Linked DNA regions of Homo sapiens: region 2 is linked to region 1. Evidence: read pairs that join two places in POLR2A ChIA-PET (ENCODE). Cell type or tissue: HepG2. All regions are shown on one strand. Region 1 has its middle 36 kb from the start of HAPSTR1. Region 2 overlaps USP7 (ubiquitin specific peptidase 7).

The links. Peaks named below come from ENCODE experiments on the same cell type or tissue, not always from the same donor. Only the 100,000 strongest peaks of a DNase experiment are listed, where the experiment ranks them.
Region 2: POLR2A ChIA-PET joins it to region 1 with 6 read pairs; 1 of 35 experiments calls an interaction of 5 or more read pairs at or near these places.

The regions. Positions count from the first base shown.
Region 1 is chr16:9,054,576-9,057,075 of GRCh38, reverse strand. No RefSeq gene overlaps it. Among named protein-coding and RNA genes, the nearest start is that of HAPSTR1, 36 kb to the left of the region's middle. In HepG2, no CTCF peak of the experiment used is centred here; a DNase peak (open chromatin) is centred at 1,215; H3K27me3 peaks cover 1,080 bases.
Region 2 is chr16:8,898,524-8,901,023 of GRCh38, reverse strand. It overlaps USP7 (ubiquitin specific peptidase 7), which reads left to right. Exons shown (of 31, transcript NM_003470.3): 20 at 1-34; 21 at 394-494; 22 at 1,267-1,420; 23 at 1,836-1,903; 24 at 2,385-2,493. Among named protein-coding and RNA genes, the nearest start is that of LITAFD, 17 kb to the right of the region's middle. In HepG2, a CTCF peak has its summit at 1,184; a DNase peak (open chromatin) is centred at 1,204.

The DNA.
Region 1 (2,500 bases):
TTTTGAATACAAGGAATCTGAGACCAGGGAGTTTGAGAGACCTACCCAAGGCCACACAGCAATTCCCTGCAGGGTTGCCAGATAAAATAAAATAAAATAAAATATGGCATGGAACATACTTATGCTAAAAAAAAAATTGTTGTTGGCCGGGTGCAGTGGCTCACACCTTTAATCCCAGCACTTTGGGAGGCTGAGGCAGGAGGATCACAAGGTCAGGATATCAAGAGCATCCTGGCTAACACGGTGAAACCCCATTTCTATTAAAAATACAAAAATTAGCCGGGCATGGTGGCCGGCACCTGTAGGCCCAGCTGCTGAGGAGGCTGAGGCAGGAGAATGGCGTGAACCCGGGAGGCGGAGCTTGCTTTGAGCCGAGATCGTGCCACTGCACTCCAGCCTGGGCGACAGAGCGAGACTCTGTCTCGAAAAAAAAAAAAAAATTGTTGTTTATCTGAAATTTATATTTAACTGGGTGACCTGTTTTTTTGTGTTTTGTGTTTTTTTTTTTTTTTGAGACTGAGTCTTGCTCTGTCACCCAGGCTGAAGTACAGTGGTGCAATCTCAGCTCACTACAACCTCCGTGTCCCGGGTTCAAGCGGTTCTGCTGTCTCAGCCTCCCCAGTAGCTAGGACTACAGGCACCCACCAACATGCCTGGCTAATTTTTGTATTCTTAGTAGAGACGGGGTTTCGCCGTGTGGGCCAGTCTGGTCTCTAACTCCCGACCTCAGATGATCTGCCCACCTCAGCCTCCCAAAGTGCAGGGATTACCGGTGTGAGCCATCGCGCCCGGCCCTGACCTGTATTTTTGTTACCAAAATCTGCAATCCTAATTGCTGACCAAGCCAGGATTTGGCCCCAGGGTCTCAAACCATCAGCAAATGCTCGTTGCATGAATATATAGGGGCAATGTGCAATATTAGAGAAGTTAAGGTCCTTTTTAGACAATCACAAATTGTAGTATCATGAGTTGAGTAGGATGAAGGTAAGAGCACAGGCTCAGATATCAACTCCCTGGGTTCAGATTCTGCCACCATCATCTAACTACCAGCTGTGTGATTTGGGGGCAGGTTACTTAAACCCTCATGCTATAGTTTTCTCATCTGCAAACTGGGGATAAGAATAATAATACTAATAATAGCACATTCCTCTAGGTCGGCTTTGAAGATTAAAGGAGCAAACTCATACATTGCCAAGCCTTGCCTGGTGTAAGACCACAGGAGATGTTGGCTGAGTGAGGTCATAGCAAACAGTATGCTAAAGGAATAAATAAAGTGTTACAAATCCTCCTCATACTACCAATTACACACGTAGATAAGTTTTTTCTCTTCTCTCTTTTTTTTTTTTTTTTTTTTTTGAGATGGAGTCTTGTTCTGTTGCCCAGGCTGGAGTGCAGTGGCACAATCTCCACTCACTGCAACCTCCACCTCCCGCCTCCAAGGTTCAAGCGATTCTCTTGCCTCAACCTCCCAAGTAGCTTGGACTACAGGCACCCACCACCACGTCTGGCTAATTTTTGTATTTTTAGTGGAGACAAGGTTTCACCATATTTCCCAGGCTGGTCTTAAACTCCTGACCTCAAGTGATCCTCCCACCTTGGCCTCCCAAAGTGCTGGGATTATAGGTGTGAGACACCACGCCCAGCCTAGAGAAGTTTCTCAAGGTGGGAACTGTGTTTTGTTCCTTATAGAACCCTGCCTACACTAAGGGGTGGAATTTTTTTTTTTTTTTAGACAGGAGCTTGCTGTGTTGCGCAGGCTGGAGTGCAGTGGCACAATCATAGCTCAGTGCAGCCTCAAATGCTTGGACTCAAGTGATCCTCTGCCTCAGCCACAGGCACACACCAACATGCCTGGTTAATTTTCTATTTTTTGTAGAGATGGGGTCTTGCTATGTTGTGCATGCTGGTCTCAAACTCCTGGCCTCAAGTGGTCCTCCCACCTGGGCCTCCCAAAGTTTTGGGATTACAGTCATGAACCACCACACCTGGCCCACAATAAATATTGATTCAATAATAAAATGGGCTGGGGGGGAGTTTCTAATGGGACTAGAATTGACCTGTAAAAATAACCAAAAACTAAAACACAAAAGAAGAATCCCACAAAAACAAAAATTATATTAGAGGGAAATAATGTAAGGAATGACTCCAGAATGTGACAGTGAGTCAATCAAAGCATTCATCATTGAAAATACTATATTTTGAGGCAAATATGTTTGATTTCTCAGGAAAAGCAAAAAGGGTTTGTGGCAAGCCACAACGAATACTGTCATTAAAGCAAAATTAGTACAGGTCTTAAATTCCAGAGGTTACAAAACAGCCTGGCTGAGGTCATTCATGCTTAATTATTGTGCCTAATAATTACCTTGACTAATTAGAGCAAAGGTTTCTGAGTATGTTTCTATTCCCAGACACTGAGTCACCAGTGACCCAGAATAAATCATTTCGCTCTATTTGTGTCTTGTATCATCGACATGAAAGCACCCTCAGCCAACTCCTCGGG
Region 2 (2,500 bases), 160 kb after region 1:
ATTTATTCAAGATACTAGCCTTATCCTCTATGAGGTTTGGATGGTTTATTTTTCCATAATTAGTATATTCTTAGTAGTTTGTGGAGGGTTTTGTTTGTTCTTTTTACCCCGAATTTGTTACAGTGTTAGGTCTACCAGCTAACTCAGGGCCTCAGATGATCTTGAGAATGACATATTTAGATTTGTGAATTTTTTTTTTTTACCTGTTGTAGAATCAAATCTGATTGTTACATATTTGTGGATTTATTCATTTAGCTTTTCCTGTTAACATTTTAACTTAAAAGGTGGATAGAATTGGGTGTAGAGAAAATACTTAAGTACATGGAAGACTATCTGGCCATATTAAACGTTAGACAAACTTGCAGTGTAACAATTTTATATCTTTCACTGTAGGAAGTTAAACCGAATTTAACAGAGAGAATTCAGGACTATGACGTGTCTCTTGATAAAGCCCTTGATGAACTAATGGATGGTGACATCATAGTATTTCAGAAGTATGTACTTTGTGAAGGATTGTATCACTTTGTACTAATTTCAGGATTTTTTTAAGTTGTAGAACCAAGAAACATTTGTACCTAGATCCCGAGCCACGTTTTTGTTTTTGTTTTTTTTAATGTAACTGTTGAGAGGCTTTCTCTGGGTTTTGAAATTAGGTGTGGTGAACATTTTCATCTCATAAAGCTCTTCTCAATTTCTTAAAAATTCCTTAAAATGTCTCAAGTGCACGTGGCAACTATTAGTAGAGTGGGAACAATTGCTTCCTTCCCCTGAGATTTATGAAATCGAAACTCCTTAGAATGTACCTACTTGGGTAATTCATTTCAGTCTGTCTTCATGTAAACCAGCCAGTCTTTGGTCTTAGACACTCAGTGTCTGAAAGTGGCTCGATGGCACACGAAAGCCCAGATTTCCTGACTCACGGTCAGAGACTGGGCTCCACCACCTGTCAGGTCTGTGGGCAAGACACTGCGTCTGGGTCTGCTCCTGTAGAGGAGAGCAGGTGCTGTTACCTAAGGGGGTTTTGTTTTGTAGTGGGATGAGAATGTAAAGCCACTACATTGCGCCTGGCTCAGTGCATCCCCATGCATACTTGCCTCGCTTACAGAGGGAGCTCAGGCAGATGCCTGGCCCCCTCAAAGGGGAACCTGAATTTATCTTGCAAGAGAGCCTGTTGGTGTCACTGTTGTGTAAAAGATGATGCCATTTTTACCAGCTACCCCCTGCCATGGACTTTGATTCAGACTGCAAACTTTCTCCCTCCACCAGGGATGACCCTGAAAATGATAACAGTGAATTACCCACCGCAAAGGAGTATTTCCGAGATCTCTACCACCGCGTTGATGTCATTTTCTGTGATAAAACAATCCCTAATGATCCTGGATTTGTGGTTACGTTATCAAATAGAATGAATTATTTTCAGGTATTTAATAAATGCTCCTTTCCTCTTCAGATCCCACTCCAGAAAGACAAATTTCTTTCTTAAAATGCTTGTTGAAGAAGCTATCTCATGGTTTTGGTTCAGAAGGGGCTATGCCCGAGGAAATCTCCCACTGATGGATTCAGGCTCTCTGCCTTGGGAGCTAGAATAATCGCCATCAGAAAAGAACCTGTAGACCTCACCATTAAAAGTGAAAACCCTTTCCAAAGTTATCTTCATCAGATATGCTACTCCCATGGTGATTCATTAAGGAATAATATAGTTTATTCCTGTTTAATAAATTTCTAGGGAATTTAAATTCAGGCTGCTCATGGCACATTTTAAGTAATTAAGCATGAAGTTTATGACCAAGTTTCAATTTTTCCCCAAAATGTGAACCTTCCTTTCTGTGTCTTAGGTTGCAAAGACAGTTGCACAGAGGCTCAACACAGATCCAATGTTGCTGCAGTTTTTCAAGTCTCAAGGGTAGGTCACATGTGTGGACACTTGCTTGGTCTTGACTGCATGCTTTCCACAGTTCATTGAAACATCTTGGAACTAATTTTAATAATTAGCTCGCCATTTCACCTGACAGTCCATTTCTTGCTTAGTTTCAGAATTGTCACCACTCACATCTTGACCACATTACTCTGAGATGTTAAAATAATTGACAGCCTCATCCAAAGCCAGACTGACTTTAGATACATCCTCAGTGCATCTCCCATGTGTCCAGCTGGTCAGTCCTGCCAGGCTGCTGTGTGTTTTGTCACTATTGCAGAGAGCATTCAAGTGTGACAGCGAGTGGGACTTAGTTCTTGGGAAACAGGAGTATTAAGTTAAACCCCATGCTAGGTCCAAATTTCAAGACCAGGTGTAAGGCCAGCGGTTTGCTTTTATGCTCACTCACAGATATTTGTTTTTAGGCAAATAAACAAGTCATTTATTTATATGCTGTTTTCTTGTGTAGTTATAGGGATGGCCCAGGTAATCCTCTTAGACATAATTATGAAGGTACTTTAAGAGATCTTCTACAGTTCTTCAAGCCTAGACAACCTAAGAAACTTTACTATCAGCAGGTATGAG